2 separate regions of the Mus musculus genome follow, and region 2 is linked to region 1. A link is a loop called in an ENCODE intact Hi-C map of the cell type or tissue named here. Cell type or tissue: left cerebral cortex. All regions are shown on one strand. Links, peaks and the distances in the headings refer to the core of each region. The heading gives the core; the rest is flanking DNA.

The links. Hi-C counts contacts between places; a loop is a spot of excess contacts. Peaks named below come from ENCODE experiments on the same cell type or tissue, not always from the same donor. Only the 100,000 strongest peaks of a DNase experiment are listed, where the experiment ranks them.
Region 2: a loop joins it to region 1, with 2.8 times the contacts of the local background. A loop is called at or near these places in 1 of 42 quality-filtered maps.

What each region holds. Positions count from the first base shown.
Region 1 is chr2:119,031,239-119,039,561 of GRCm38, forward strand. Rpusd2 (RNA pseudouridylate synthase domain containing 2) reads left to right here and starts at 3,552. Exons shown (of 3, transcript NM_173450.3): 1 at 3,552-4,230; 2 at 5,680-5,976; 3 at 6,802-8,323. The coding sequence starts at 3,586. The coding sequence ends at 7,521. In left cerebral cortex, for the core only: CTCF peaks have their summits at 3,639 and 4,850 (motif pointing right); DNase peaks (open chromatin) are centred at 3,578 and 4,123; H3K4me3 peaks cover 1,249 bases; H3K27ac peaks cover 566 bases.
Region 2 is chr2:118,898,550-118,906,872 of GRCm38, forward strand. It overlaps Bahd1 (bromo adjacent homology domain containing 1), which reads left to right and starts at 3,066. Exons shown (of 7, transcript NM_001045523.1): 1 at 3,066-3,208. Gm32957 (a long non-coding RNA gene) reads right to left here and starts at 2,631. Exons shown (of 4, transcript XR_003954052.1): 1 at 2,203-2,631; 2 at 638-730. In left cerebral cortex, for the core only: CTCF peaks have their summits at 2,698, 4,250 and 5,179; DNase peaks (open chromatin) are centred at 1,588, 2,025, 2,808, 3,276 and 4 more places; H3K4me3 peaks cover 3,684 bases; H3K27ac peaks cover 1,942 bases.

The sequences.
Region 1 (8,323 bases), core at 297-8,296:
GCTCACATCCTTGATTTGTAATTTAGTCTCTCAGATATCTGGATACCACAATAAGATGCCTTTAAACTGTAGCTGTGAATGACCCTGTTGCTAAAGAAGTATACTTTCTTAAATTTACAATCCTAAATTAACAACTTGGAACACTACCAATTAATTTAAGTCCTCCAAATCCGATCCAAGTGCTGGAGACTGGTGTCCATCCACGGTGATTCAGGCTTCCTACTCTTTCTGCTTTTATTCCATCTTGAGTGGGTGTGCCTTTCCCTCTCGGTTTCTGTACCACATATCAACCTCCCTCCCAGAAATGCTCAGGAGTGTGCTAGATAAATACACACTGATCTCCTGGCTATCTCTTGATCTCATACGATTTCCGTCAGAACGAACCATCAGAACCAGTTTGTGGTTTTCACTTCTTGAAGGTAATAATGCAGTGTCAGAAGTTCTCTACTCAAAAGAGGGAGACAGGATCCGGGGGTCTAGCTTAGTGGGAGAGCATTTGCCCAGTATGTGCAAGGCCCTGGGTTTAACCTCCAATACCACAAAAACTCAATGATATTTTAAAATTTTAAATGAGCTCAGAAGATGCTTGATGCCCACAAAGTACACAGTAAACGTGTATGTTAGTGCTTCTCAAGCCGGGCAGACAAACCACTGACAACCTGGCTGGAGAGCAAACTTCCATTCAAAAGTCAAGAAGAGTCAGGAAATAAGATTTTTGACTTGTTTTTACATCCAGCAACTTTACTAAGCACTATAATATGTGCTTTAATTGAATTAATTTATTAATTATATCAGCTCTGTTCAAGAACAGTCCAGTGTGAAAAATGGGCTCCAGGTCACATGAGACTGAAGAGAGAAAGAGGCAGAAAGACCTCAGATTGTATACAATGCAATTTATTAGGAACTTGGGGGTGCAAGTGTGGTCCTTTCTGGCAATAAGGCCAGTGGATACCTGTAATTTCAGCCAAAAAAATGTATATTCTGGTACACAGCAAAAGTGCTTTCCAGGTAGAAAATACCTGGTTTGCCTAACTCAATATCAATGTCATCTGACATTGACTGCACTGGGATCTAGTTACAAAGCTCCACATATGGCCTGGTCTACGTACACTTACTAGGAAACTATGTGGCAAAAATCAACTGACGTTTCTCAGGGGCAATCGTGGTTATGACTCATGGTGTCTGTGATTAGGTCAAGCTGAGTTTGTACAAACTCTATGAAGCAGAAACCCTGCTGATGTATAAGTTTCTCTGGATAAAATGCTACCCTCGTTGTAAGTTTCTTCTTTTTCTCTCCCTAACTTTGTCTCTATTTGTCTTTCTCTGTCTGTCTCTGTCTCTGTCTCTCTCTCTCTCTCTGTCTTCTCTCTCTCTGTCATATCTCCAGTTAAAAGGTGCAAACCAGCCCTCAATGTAAATTTCTTAATAAGGCAACATGCTCAAGAGATAGTGTTTTCTTTTTTAAGCACTTCTGCTCTATGGTATTCACAGCCAGTGTAAAATCCAACCTCTGTTTTAAAAAGCAGGTAATTAGGAATCTGGCATTCAGCATAAAGATTTCTACAGCTTCAGGTATCTCAGTCTGATCTGTAGTAAAACCACACGGACATCTTCTGTCCTTCACTTCATTTGGTGAGACTTTTTTTTTTCATTGTCTGAATACCTTTTTATTTTTAATTAGGTATTTTCCTCATTTACATTTCCAATGCTATCCCAAAAGTCCCCCATATCCTCCCCCCAGAAATTTTTGTTTATAACTTTGAACTCTCTATTTAGTCAAAGATGACCTAACAATTCTGGTCCTCCTATGTCCACCTCCCTTTGTGGGACTTTTGATATATAGAAGCATTTAGATAAAAATCATCTCTTGATCTTCTCCAGAAGGCTAATGCATAAGAATAGTCTAAGCCAACATTAACATTTTGTATAGTAAACGCCCATGAGAAAGTTCATGCTCACATACTTGAACTGGACTAGACACTTGTCCTGTTTTTAGACACTAGCAATCAAATATTTACATTTTTTGGAGAAATCCCACTGTGAAGAATAATGGGATTACTGACTATTGCCAGGCACTCTGTAAAATAAAGACAGATTTAGTCCCTCTTGGAAGTTTGGCTCCCTTGTAGGATTCCAGATCTTGAGATAGGATCACAAAGAGACTGATATATTTAGTGATTTTCAAGGGACAAAGGGTTGTGGGGGCAAAGAGTAATTGGCACAGCAGCAAGTCTCACAGTGGCAGCATCCCAAGTGGGGTTCTTCTCCAGCAACAGATAGTTTTCAGAGGCCTTGCTTGCCTTGATTTGGTCTCTTTCCTCAGTCTATACTTCAACTCTTTTATGAATCCTATGAAGTACTAACATCCTCCCAGTAATCCCTGCTCTGATGAAGTTAGCCAGTGCAGTTTTCAGCATTTTGCATTTAAGAACCCTAGCAGGCTAGGGAGATAAAGGAAGGGCTAGGCTCAGTTGGTAAAGTGCTTGTCATGCAACATAGACCTCAGTTCGATCCCCAGAACCGACATTAAAAAGGTGGGCATTGCAGTACATGCTTGTGAGAGGCCCTGTCTCATTAAACAAAATGGACGGCACCAGAGAAAGGTCATCTGAGGTTGACCTCTCACCTTTGCACACACTCATACATACAAGTGCATGCAACTGGCACACACATACACACATAAGACCTTGGCAATAAAATTTTGATCCATTTGAAGTTCTAATGTGCAAGTGGTTCTGGATAAGAGTTCATGGAAGTCAAATAGGCAATCTCTAGTTCTTTTCATGCTGTTAGCAGGAAGGGCAGGTGTGAAAAAAATTGCTTCTGGGGAGTATGTCTATAATACATATGTACATATACAATTATATATAATATGTAATATATAATATATATAATAATAGCTTTATCAAGGTATGTAACATACTATAATATGCAGCCTTTAAGTCATACAATAGCAGTACTGGGTATACTTAAATGAACGAGTGCTTGATACTCTAGGATTCTCCAACACTGTCCCTCAAAAGTAAAAGCAAAGTAGACAAATTGGTACTAATACAGTCATAGCTGTAGCAACTTTCATTCTGATTGGTACTTTTTTCCTGCTTGTTTGCCTTGTATTCGTTTTTTAAAACAATAATAATTACTATTCTTTTGCTTGTCTGCTTTTATTTTGAGACACACTCTTGAATAACCATAGAACTGAAACTCCTGATGCTCCTTCTGAGCTACAGGTGTGCGATACCTTGCGGGCTCTGCCTCTTTTAAGTACACTTTTAGGCGTTTTTTACAGACCCAGGAAAATAGCGCTTATCTATTTGAAATGTGTACCATCATCTCCATTCAAGTCTTTTATGTGGAGCACTCCCGAAGATTTCCTTTAGGAAATACCATCTGATCTCTTCAATGAGTCTACCTGTGACCTTGGGCATAAGGGTACTCCAAGCAAGGACTTCCTCAGACACCTAACTCTGAAAACAACTCACTTTTCCCTTCTTGCAAACCCGCCTCTGTACTGGGATCTTCCTGATTGGTTGTTACCTTGTGACGCCATCAGATTGCGACCCTGAAGCGGCTAGCCGTGCTGTCATGTGGCGGGGTGTCCCGGGCTGCCTACGGGACATTGTGCAGTGGCAGGTGGCGCTCTGGTCCCACAGCTTTGTCCGGACTTGGGGTAGCTGTGGGAAGGCGATGACTGAGGCACTGTCTGCGCAAGCCGAGGCAGCGGGCGGGCTGAAGGCTTTGGTTCAGCCAAATGGAGATGCTGGTAGCAACACGAGCGGAGAGCCGCTCCTGGAGCGCCTGGAGCCGGCGGCGGTAGGGAAGCAGGTCCCGGAGAGCGGGGACCAGGCCCAGGGAGGCGAAGGGCAGCTCCCGAGCAACGGAGAGCAGACCCCAGCTCCAGTCGCCGACTCAGGCAAGAGGAAAAAGCGGAGGGGCGCCACTGGGGAACGGGTCGTGCCGCCTCCGAAGAAACGGCGCACCGGGGTGAGCTTTAGCGATGAGCACTTCGCAGAGACTACCTACTACTTCGAGGGCGGCCTGCGCAAGGTGCGGCCCTATTACTTTGACTTCCAGACCTACTGTAAAGGTCGCTGGGTGGGCCGCAGCTTGTTGCACGTCTTCAGCACCGAGTTCCGATCCCAGCCACTGTCTTACTACGAGGCCGCTGTCCGGGCAGGACGCCTGCATCTCAACGAGGAACCAGTCCAGGACCTCAGCATCGTGCTCAAGGTGGTGTCTGATGGAACTAGCTTTGAGAAAAGGAGGGAAGGTTTTGGGATTTTTTTTGTTTGTTTGTTTTCTCAGACACACCTTATAAGTATGGGAGTAAAGTGATGGTAATTCAGAAACAATCTCATTTTCTCTTGGTGCTCTTTTAGTCCCCGCTTCCCACAGCCCCAAGTAGGTTAGATAGCCTTCCCACGCTCCAGAACTTAACCTGATCATCCTTGCCAGCAAGGCTGTTTGTTTCCAACAAACAAAATGGAAATTCTCATGTTCCTTTAATATCTGCCTTGTGGCAAGGGCACTGCCTACTTTCTACCCTGCATGATATATCTCTGTACAAATAATAATAGAGACCTCATTTATGTGTTCTTAACTGTATCAGGAACAAAGTTAAGCGTTTTGTGCACTCTAACATTAAACTCAAGTGGCAACTTTGGGGAGTTTGCATTGCTTCTTCTCCCCTTTGTGACCAAACTGAACCTCAAAGTAAGGCAACAGTACGATTCCCAAAGTGTGCGCTCATATTAACACTGAAACTCGTTTCCCATGTGTATAGAATTAGGAAGTCAGGGATAGATACTAGGCAGGTGTTTTGTTTTGATTTATTTATTTTATTTTAGTACACTGCAGCTGTCTTCAGACACACCAGAAGAGGGCATCAGATCCCATTTCAGATAGTTGGGAGCCACCGTGTGGTTGCTGGGAATTGAACTCAGGACCTCTGGAAGAACAGTCAGTGCTCTTAACCACCGAGCCATCTCTCCAGCCTTTTTTTTTTTTTTTTAAATTCAGTGAGACTACTATCATTAACACTGGCTCACAGAGATTGTAAGGAGAAAAGGAGAATTTCAGGATTTGGAAATAACCTTCCCCATACAGATTTTGAAAACCATAGGTTTTTAAACCAAGTCCTAGAGGCGTTAAAATGACTTGCCCAAGAGTATGTAGTGAGCTTGTATCAAATCTGTGTGTAGAGCCTAGAGCTCTGAACTTGTGTTGTTTGTTCGTAACTAGTAGAGGTTGTCTCTCTATTTAAAAGACATTTACTTTCAAATATATTTCTGTCAGGATGGTGAGATGTTCAGTAGGTAAAGGTCCTTGCCACTAAGACTCACAACCTCTTGTCTCTGCGTGTGCCGCTGTTATGCATGTACACACATAAATGAATGTAATGAAAAATCTTAAAATACAACTTTATTGTAAAGAGTATATAAAGAAGCAAAAATACTCATTCTCACCACCAAGAAATTCAATCAACTTTGTATATTTTTCAAAACTAGCTGTATGCCTGTGTATATTTTTACAAAATGAGATCTTACTACACCCACTTCTTTTTCTATTGAAGGCTTTACTGTGACCGTTCCTCTGTGTCAGTAAGGAACTGAGGAGCTGGGGTGACTGACTATCTATAGGTTGCTGGTCCCAGGCTGATGTTGCGTATGTTTTTGACAGGACAATGATTTCTTGCGGAACACAGTGCACAGACATGAGCCACCAGTCACAGCAGAGCCTATCCACCTGCTAGCTGAGAACAACGATGTGGTTGTTATAGACAAGCCGTCCTCCATTCCTGTGCACCCCTGTGGCCGCTTCCGACACAACACGGTCATCTTCATCCTAGGCAAGGAGCACCAACTGAAAGAGCTACACCCACTGCATCGGCTGGACCGCCTCACCTCAGGAGTGCTCATGTTTGCGAAGACAGCTGCAGTCTCGGAGAAGATCCATGAGCAGGTTCGGGATCGGCAGGTGAGTCAGGCTTTTGCCTGCTGTACACTGGAACACAGAGGAATCATAAAGTAGATTGAGGGGCATCTACAACCTTCCTCTTTTGAGGAGGCTCAGCACCTGAAGTTCCAAAGACAGCTATCCTGTATGCTTCAGAAGGGCTTTGGAGATGGCCCTGGTAGTTTGCTGTTCTGGAAACATTAAACATTGTTAAGATTTTGAAGAGAGCTCACTTAGTAGGATAAAGTTGAAAGAGGTGCAAGTAAGATTCTTACTGGTGGTGATTATGCTCTGCATCTGGATCATAATTCGCTCATTGAGCACACGCCAGACTTAATCCCCAACACATTAGAACCCAATTTATGAAACGCTTATGGTAGCCCCGTGAGGTAAATGTTTTCTCAGTTCATATTTTCTTTTTAAAAGAATTTCTATTATGTATTCATTTTAGTTTATATGAGTGTTCTGCATGTGTATGTGTATGTGTGTGTGTTCGTTTGCGCACGCGCGTGCACACATGCCCCTGCAGAGGTTAGAATGAGAACAGCTCTCCTGGAACTGGAGTTAGGGATGGTTGTGAGCCACCATGTAGATGCTAGGAACTGAACCCAGGTCCTCTGGGAGAGCAGCAGGTGATCCTAACTGTGGAGCCATTGCCCTGACTTCATACTTTCTAGATGAGATATGGGATGTATAGAGTTTAAGTAACTTACCCAGGTGGTGAAACTGACAACGCTGGTGTTAGAATTTGAATCTTCCTCTCTCAGATACACTGGTGTACCTGAAGAGAGGATTTAGACTCTGTATTCACTTTGGACTGACTTTTTCCCCTTTCCTCCTGTGCAGCTGGAGAAGGAGTATGTATGCCGGGTTGCAGGGGAGTTCCCTGACAAGGAGGTAATTTGTAAGGAACCCATCTTAGTGGTGTCTTACAAGGTAGGAGTGTGCCGTGTGGATCCCCGGGGCAAGCCTTGTGAGACTGTGTTCCAGAGGCTGAGCTACAATGGCCGCTCCAGTGTGGTACAGTGCCGACCACTTACAGGTCGCACTCACCAGATCCGAGTCCACCTCCAATTCCTGGGCCACCCGATTCTCAATGACCCCATCTACAATTCAACTGCCTGGGGTCCTTCTCGAGGCCAGGGTGGCCACATTCCAAAGACAGACGAGGAACTGCTCCGAGACCTGGTTGCAGAACATCAGGCCAAAGAAAGCCTGAGTATGCTAGATCTCTGTGAGAGTGACCTGACGCCAGGGCTCATAGACTCGACAGCTCCCTCTTCAGAGTTGGCTAAAGACAGCCTGGAAGGGTTGGCTACAGCAGCCCAGAAGATAGATGGAATAGCTGAGGCAGCCCCTCAGCATCTGGACACACCAGAGAAGGCAGCTAAAGCAGATGTGACTCAAGAAACAGACCCGCTCTGTGCCGAGTGCCGAGTGTTGCGACAGGATCCCTTGCCCCAGGATCTCGTAATGTTCCTGCATGCCCTCCGCTATAAAGGGCCAGACTTTGAGTACGTCTCACCCATCCCAGCCTGGGCACGGGATGACTGGCAAGAAGACTGAGGAATGTGACCATTGGAAAAATGGCTTCTTGGATTGGAGCAAGGATGGGCCTTGAGACAGGGACTGCTCCCATTGGTTGATACTCAGGTTTGGAGAAGAGCAAGGTTTCACAGTAAGGAACCTTGCTTGTACCTGCTGCTACCTCCTTCCTTCTGGCTTGTTGGGGCTTTCAGATCTGTACATAGATCATTTTTTTCTAACACCTTGTATGTCCATTTTTACTGGTTTCTTACGATCCCTTCCCTCTTCCCCCCAGTGCTTAGGATAGAATCTAGATCCATTAGAAGGCAAGTGCTCTACAACTGACCTCCAAGCCCCTTAGTATTTCTGAGTTTCTCTAGCTCAGGCAGATCTTGAACCCTGAATCCTCCTACATTGCCTCCAGAGCGGGAATACAGGTATGAAACACCATGCCTTGCTTTTTTTTTTTTTTTTTTTTTTTAATTGAGATAAAATTCACATAGCATAAAATTAACCGCTTTAAGATAAACACTGTTGGCATTTACTATATTCACAAACTAGAGCAACCTTATCTCAAGATTTCAAAACATATTTCTCATTCCTACAGGAAACTGTACAGCACATTCTTCCCTTTTTCTCTCTCTCAACTCCTGGTAAACAGTTTATTCTTTATTCCACAGGCATGGACTCAGACAATCTGTGTCTTTTTCTTTTTTCTTTTGTTCTTTGTTGTTGTATGTTTGTTTTCTGAGACATGGTTTTGGTATAGCCCTGGCTGTCCTGGATCTTGCTCTGTAGACCAAGCTGGTCTTGAACTCACAAAGATCCACCTGCATCTGCC
Region 2 (8,323 bases), core at 115-8,114, 130 kb before region 1:
ATAAAGATAAAGGTTGTGTGTGTGAGTGTATGAGTGTGTGTGTGTGAGTTCGTGTGTGTGTGTGTGTGTGTGTGTGTGTGTGTGTGTGTGTGTGTGTGTGTGTGAGTTTTATCTGGGACCGTAATGGTCAAAGGCAGGGTAGAAACCCCGGATTGATATTAAATAGTTCTACAACAGGAAAGGCTCTGGATTGGAAGGAGGATTGTTCCAGATGCAGGGGTCCTGAAAATAGAGTGAAAGAGGACAGGAGGCCAAAAACTCCCTTTGGGGTACACGCAGCCTGTCTAAAACCCTGGCCTCCTCTTGGCTGGCTGGTGGACCAGCGTTCAAAAACAAGAGAGAGAGAGGGGGGACCCAGGAGATCAATGGGCTGCTAAAGGAGGAACATCAAGTGCCTTTAGAAAGCCTGCGCTCCTCCCTCCAGACCCCACCCCCAGCCATAAGCCCACTGAGCCAGAGCCTCCTGGGGCAAATGAGCCAGCCACCCACAGGGAGAGCTCTGAGGACAGAGTTTCTTTGGCTATTGAGCAGGCTGGGCTACTTAAGCTCCTGGGTCCTCCACCATCAGTCCCTCTTCCCTTCCACCTGGGTCTCAAATAAATCAACTTCTCCTGGTACCCGGACCACAGGGGTTTACCTGAAGGTGCCAGGGAGAAGCCCACTCCAGCAGTCTTGCTCTGGCTCTGTCAGTTTCCAGGTTAAACGTGGGCTGCCGCTTGAGTTTCTTTCCCTGTGACCAGTTAAATTTTTTCTTGATCCTCACATTCTCAAACCACCCCACCCCTATCATCAGAGTCTGCTGTCCTACCTTGCTCACTTAAGTGGCCAGAAATACCCTCTACTTCCAATCTGAGGACCGGGGTCTACCATGAGACACGATAATGGACTTGGCTGAGGAGAGGGGCTAATTTTGTGAGATGGAAAGTACAGTTGGCCTGTAAGTGTTGGGGAGCACTGCAGAGCACCTTTGCCTTGGGAGGCTCAGTGAAGGGAGAAGTCCTTCAGTGCCCTACTTTCCGAGGTTTGGGATTTTGCCTTCCCTAAGGATGGGAAGTAGGAGGACAGAGGTACTAAGAGACTTTGGCCCTTTGAGAAGTTGGCGCACCACGATTTTAGTACGGCCTTGGTAAACCGTGTCCTGTAGACTAGGTAGGCAGCTTGGGAGACCCCGGGGGCAGTTCTGGAGGTAAATGAATTCTCTCTCTCTCTCTCTCCTCTCTCCTCTCCTCTTCTCTCTCTCTCTCTCTCTCTCTCTCTCTCTCTCTCTCTCTCTCTCTCTCTCTCTCTCTCTCTCTCTCTCTCAGGCTATTGCCCAGCCACAGAGGCTGGCAGCCCTAGTTACCTTAAAAGCTGCCCGGGTCAGTGCACGTCAGTAGCACGGTCTAGGAAAGGTGGGGAACTGTATAGAGCGCAGGAGGAGCCCCTAAGCCACTCTCCGAGGCTCGATTTTTCCTGCTTACTAACCAGGCTTCCTCAGCACTCTGGGCGCTTCTCTGCCCTAGGCGTTCCAGGGCCCAGCCCCTCCCCGGCTGCTCCCAGGCTCGGGTGACTTGACACTACCCTTTTTTGCTCCTGCTCCTTTACCTCCCAAAGCGCCCCTCCCCCGCCTGAATTGGAAATGAGGCTTTGTTCAGGGGTGGACTCGGTATTTCTCAAGAACCTACTGTGTGCACATTACAGCTCCTTGAAGTGAAGTCCTGGGCTGGCTCTGGCGCTACAAGGTGTCCAGGACACAGCCCCTTCCCGCACCTCCCAGGGACTTCCCACCCCTTCATATGACCTCAGCCTGCTGTGCCCACCCACCCAGCTGACCCCGAGAGCGTGCTCAGGCTTGGAAAAGCACGTCTGTGGGTGTGAGAGACGGAGCCACAGCATAAGGCGACTATGGGGAAGCTAGGTAAGTGTCTGCACTGGTTCTACACTAGCTTGGGGACGCGAAGGAGTGTGTCCAGCCGCGCCTGTTGGGCTGCCCGCCCCTTTCCCTCTCCACCGGAGAGCTCTGATGTTCCCCGCGGTGGTGGAAGAGGGTGTGTGGGTGTCAAGGACTCACAGACCAGACTCTGCTGTCAGCTGGAAATGGATGAGGGTTCCACACTTGGCTTCTGAAAGAGGGCGAATTGGGAACTGGGGTGGGGGGCGTTAGGTGAAGGACAGAAAGAGGAAAAAGAGATGCGGGTGAGGGGTTACCGAGCCAGGACCGACCTTGCTAGGAAGGAAAGGAGACGTGGCAAGCAGGGAAGTCGGAAAGATGAGGCAAGGGCGGGAGGGGCTTCTCAGGAGTCGGGGCCCTTTCGCGCGAGTCTGGGGCCCTTTCAGGAGGAAAGGGGGTGTTGTTCTTGCTTGAATTTTTCGGTTGGTCTTCCCGAAGCTTTGCCATGGGGGCAGCAGCCTGAGGGTGAGGTGCCCCCTCGACCCTCAGTTTACTGTAGCCGGTGCTGGAGAGGTTACGAGGAAAGAGGGATGTAGAAGGGTGATGGTCAGGGAGGGGGCGCGCTAAGATTTTTCAGGGTGGGGGTCTGCAGTGAGGTGCTGGGGCTTCAGGGTCAGGTCACCATGGGATACTGGCTCAGGCTCCAAAGACCAGGAGAAAATACAAGAAGCCGGCAAAGAAAATCATCCCCCGCCACCACCCTTGGCACCGTACCCCTCCCCCCAGGCCCCACCACTCCCCGCACCGCCTCCCCCGGCCGCCTCGTGCTGCCCCCTGCGTCGGGACGACCGACCCACGATTCTGATTGGTTGGAGACCGGGAGGGGGAGCCGAGGGCCGGATTGGCTGGCGGGGCCAGCGCAGGGCGGGGCGGCTGATTGGCGGAGCTTGCCGAGGGGCGCGCCGCTGATTGGCTGAGGACGAGGAAGCAGGAAGGAGGGCGGCGGAGGCTCCGCTCTCGGGGAGTTTGTGGGGGAACCGCGAGCGGCGTAGCGGATCCCGGAGCCCGGCCCCCGCTGCTCGCCCGTCCGGCCGCCTGCCCCGCCCGTCCGGCCCTAGCCGTCCGCCCGCCCCGGCCAGGCGCGCCCGCCCCCCCCGACGGCCCCGCCCGACCGCGGCCCCCGCTCCGCCTGCCCGGCCCCGGCCCCCAGGAGGAGGCGCTGACGCAGCAGCGTGGAGCCCGGGAATTGAGCGCCCCCGGGGGGTTCCAGCCGCCGGATTCCAGCCCGGCCAGGGCCTGCGGGCGCCCGAAGCCGCGCCGTCCGCGCCTCTCGTCCCGGTGAGCTAGGAGCCGGGATCCAGGAGGGGGTAGGGGAGGGCGAACGAGCGAGAGCGAGCGAGCTAGGTAGGCGGACTAGCAAAAGGGAGAGGACCGGCCGCCCGTCAGCGCGCCCCGCCGAGCGCGCCGCGCCGCCGCCCCCGCCAGCCCCGGGAAGGGACGGACGGACGACAAGAAGCAGGTGCGGCTGCTTGCCCGCCCGCGCGCGCCGCCTCCCTCCCCCGGGTCCGGCGCTGCGGTCCCGCCATCGGGGAGCATTGCGCGCCTCGAGGTGACAGCCCCCGGGGGGCGCCCGCCTCGCAGGCCGGGGGCGGGGTGGGTGGCGGCCGCAGGGTGGCAGCTTGGCCGGGCGGCGGCGGCGCGGGCGTCCCGGGCTACGGAGGGCGGGAGGACGCGGGGTGCTTCCTCGCCGCGGCGGAGCCGGCTCGCCTCCGAGTGCGCGGGCGGCAAGGCCCCCGCCAAGCCCCCTCCCCCATCGTGGTCCCGGAGGCTAGGGGCCGCGGCTGGGGGCGTCGCCGCGGGAGCGCCCTCTCGGGGTGGGGGGCGCCCTCCCGGGTTGGGAGCTGACCGGCAATTGCCGGAGGGGGGATGGGGATGGGGGCCGCGTCAGGGCGAGGGGTAGTGTGGACTCGATCGGGTCGGGCTGAAGGAAGGGAGGCGCCGAAGACGGAAGGGGACCGGTTCGAACAGCGAGTGTGGGCCGCGGGAGGCCCTGTGGGGACCGTGCGGGGCGGCGGCCGAGTCCGAGGTGGGGCGGGGGGAATCGAAGTTGTCAGACCGCCTCCAAGTGACAGCGGGACCCGGTGCTCCAGGCCTGGCCTGGTTGTGCCCTGCCAGTCCCGCCGCCTCTCCTCTGGGGCCGTGGACCGGGTCAGGTCGGGCCCAAGGGGCCCGCTCGGCGGTGAAGAGCCGGACAAAGGCGGCGCCCGAGCGGGCGCAGGTAGTGGTATCGGGGAGGGGAGCGAGTCCGGGGCACCCACCCCAAGGGGCGGGCACGGGGCCGGACTCTGCCCTGGGGACTGCGGGGGCCGGGGCGTCCACCGGGAGGAGCTGCGGCACTGGCTCTGGTCTGTAGCCGCAGATATCCTCGCGGCTCCGGGAAGAGTGGGGTCGACTTAGCCAAGGCGGAGGGGCAGGGTTGAGGGGTGTGCGCACCGAGTGCCCTGGCCGGTGGCGAATGGGCTGGTGGACTCACAGAGGCGAGCGGAGCCTGCTAGCAGTGAGGCTTTCAGCAAGTCTGCCTCTCGGTAGAGGTTTAACTCCACCTGGGATGTCTCCTAGTGGCCCATTGTCGGCAGTCTTAAGAGCACAGGCGGCTACTTGGATTGGGACTAAGGGACCCCACCCCCCAACACACACACCCACTGTGCTTGGCGATGCCTTCACTATTGCTGTAGCCGTCTTCCTTGGGCAAGAAGGTACCCACATAGGGACATGATAAAGCTGAGTCCATAAATTGAGGCAGAAATTTGAAGACATAAAATAAGGTTTCCAGCTTTCTTTTGTACCACCTGACACGTTTCTCCCCATCTTCTACCTCCATAATCTTCCACCAACAAGGAAAGCCTCAGAGAGACCACATTTCTTGGGGACACCACTGTTCTAGGACACTTTGGGATCTCTGGCTTAAGCTGTGAGCGCTAACCCCAGCGGGTGAGCAGCTCTAGGCTGTATGATGTTTACCCGTTTGAGAAAATCCACTCGGCTCCGGTGCCCCTCCTCATGTGATTAAGTTGGGAACAGGAAGAGAGGAGTCTCAGGCTGATAACAGCTGAGAACATGGCCTTTTGCTGAGAAAAATCTGGGTTGGAGTGGCACACCAGTGGGACTGGTCGAGAGCAGCACTCGGCTGTGTTTGGCTCTAAGCCCACCGTGAGAAAGCTGCTGTCTGCCAAAGGAGCAGGAACAGGGTATGGAGTTCATTCATAGCACCCCGGCGCTCTCTCCCCAGGAGAGTCTGGACCCCAGCTTGGGTGGAGTTGAGGCTTGTGGGGAAAGGGGGTATTACCTCACACAAGAGACTGAAGTTTGTTGGAGAGAGTTTAATTGTATGTCTAAAATCCAGAGAAGGCTGGAGAATCTTTCCTTTTGCTGGGGTTGCACTGTGTGTGATTTCTTTTGGTGGCAGTCAGAAGGGTGACCTGGTTTGGCTGCTGGAAGGTGGGAATTGCCAAAATAACATTTCCCTCTGTGGCAGGGGTTTAATCTGGCAGGAGATACTTGTCTGTCAGATGAGTGTTTGGGAGGGCTGGCCCTGGGGAGTTGAGCCATTAACTGAGATGGTTTTGGTAGCCATCTCTTTCTGTCCCTCTCCTCCCTTGTTTCTCTCCTGTACCTCTTATCACTCTAGAACGGATGCTAGCCTGGGACTGGCAGCAAGTCTCTTCTCTGCGTCCTGGTGTGCACTACCATTGCTGGGGTTGGTTTGTTCTTTTTGGTGTCTCCCTCCCTCCTTCCCTCTCTGTTGCCATGTTCCCGGGTCAGTTTCTTCCTGCTTCCTCTGGCTCTTCTGGTCCAGTCTGTACACAGCTAGCTACCAGATCTTTCTTCCGAAGCACCCCTTCCACATGTCAGTTTCTTACTCAATTGTGCTGGCTTCTTTTTGCTGCAGTCTAACCCTAGGCAATGTCCCTAAGGCTATTTGCTAGTCCTGCTGAGCACTTTTGTCTGTCCTGCCCTTCGCACCCAGCTCCTACCCCTTCCTTCTCTCCCACTTGTTTTTTGTCTTGGCGTTGACCAGTGAGCTTGTGAAAATGGATTGTCTAACATGGTATCTTCTCAAATGCTTTGTAGATTGGAAGGTTCTTAGGAATCGAAGTAATGAGTTAAACGCGTGTGTCTGTGTGTAGTCTAATCTTACTCTTGGTGTCGTGTGATGTGGAATTCAGTGTGGATGGAGGGGAACCTTTGGCTTTTCTAGAAATGCTCAGTATGGATGCAGTCCTTGGAGGTCTCTGACCTTTTCTGTGAAAGGTGTATAAATAGGGCACGTCTGTAAGGCTCTGGCCTTGGGCATGTTTAACTGCTGTTTCTGATCCATCTGCTGCTGAAGATTGTTCACATGACAGACACCACACAGACAGGAGTTGGAAAGGGGCTGTGGTCCTGTCCTCCCATTGTCCTCATGGGGCCAGTCTCTTGCTGTACCCAGCTCTGCTGTGTGTTGGCAGTTTACTTGTTGTCTATGCTACCGTATGCTTTACCTCTTTCCGCCTGGGTGTCAGTGAGGGAGAAAACGCTATTCGGAGAACCCCTGACAAATAACCCTGGATCAGCCCTGTGGATGGGATTTGTATGGTTCCTTTTATATTAAGTGTTTTTACTGACTTCCCAAGGTAGAGCTTTGGGGAAGAAATGCTATCATTCCAAGTGCCTTAGAAGTTGGTGTATTGACGATCAAGCCTACACCATGGGGGATGTGGGAGAAGACTGATGACTGGTTTGGAACTAGGTAGTGAAGAGACAGATGTACCCCTGCACCCATCCTCTTTCCCCCAAACCTTTCAGTTGTGCCCCAGTTTGATGATTAATGAACCAGCATTTACCTTCCAATCGGAAAGGCCACCCCTCACAGTTGCCATGGCAATGCAGACCTCTCCCCTGTCAATTAAGAGAGAAAAAAAAATCCTACTTCTCTTTTACTGTAACAGAAAAGCCACCTCAGAAAGCCTCTCCTGAGTGCGCTCCTGATCTGCCTGTGCTGTCTGCAGCATGCATCCTGGGACACAGTCCTTTCCTTTCAGGGACATTGCCTGAGTTTCCGCACCTTGAGCAAATTTTGCCCCTCTTGGAGCCAGCAACTCTAGAACCATCAGAAGAGGAAACAACCTTTTAATTTATTCAACCATGATGCAAATTACAATCCAGAAAGAGCCCTTCTCTTCTCTCTTCTGCAGAGATAGAGGAAGTGCCTCCTTACTCTCGGTGTTTAGAGGCGAGGCGTGAATTGGGTAGCAGTCAAGAAGGAAATTTCAGTAGACCCGAAAGAAATTCAACCTAGCATACCTGCTTGAAATTGGAGTTCAGTGAAAATTGGCTAATTATTTTCATTTCTTCCCACCTCTCCATCTTAGCATCTAAGAGGACTTACAATGTTTTCATTTTATCTACTTTTGTTCCTCTTGGCCTTGCTCAGGCAACATCTGGCCTCAGTGCCTTGTCACAAGGTGAGTCACTAAGGAGGAGAAAAAAATCCAAAGGGGGGGGGAAATCCCCAGAGCTGAAAAGTAGCCTGTGTTGAACCAAAGCTGCCAGCCCAAGCTGCTGGGTTTATGGAGCATTATATGAACAGTCCGGACACTAAAGGGCCTCCTTTTTATGAATGGGTTGTGGAGAGTATAAACAAAGCAGCATCTCTCAATGGGGAAGCATTTCACATGAGCAACACTACCCCGACCCAAGTAGTTACCAAGTAGTTACAGGCGGGTGCTTGCTAGCATAGTCTGGCAAGGCTTGCTTCCTTTGTGCCTTTGTGACTTTGGAGGGACTATGGTTCTGATGCCGCCAGCCAGCGCTCTCTAGCTGTGTGGGCTTGGCCTTGTCTTGATGGGCCAACACCCTGTCTTTGAGCTCTCAAAAAGATGGGAAATACCATGTTCGGCCCAGAGCTTATGAAGTTTAGTAGTGAAGGCTCCTGACACCCAGTGATCAGAGGTTCTGAGGTCCTGACCCCTCAGGCTGCTGAAATCTTCCATGTCAGGCCTGGGAGGTCTTAGGTGATGAGAGCCTGCCTAGCTTTTATGGGAGGCGCATAGCTGGAATAAAATGGACTGGTTTGAATGTCAACTTCATTATGTTTGTATGTCCAGTCCATTTCCTGGTTTTGCCTGCTAATGAGGTATAAGATGGCTAAAAGAAGTAGAAGAAGCAATGGGCTTCAAACATCCTGCTCAGGGCTGCCAGCTCCTGGGGTCCCAGTATGGGTCTGGGTATCTATCCCAGGCATCTTGGTGAGAGAGCTGGGGGTGAGGGGACGCTGGGTTTGGAGAACAGGACCCAGAGTGTAGTCACTGTCCCGGGGTAGTGTACTACATTTCTCTTGGCACAGTGGGTAATACCAGCAAGGATTGTCACTTACCTGACTCATTGTGGAGGGTCCTCTTCAGGCTTGATCTG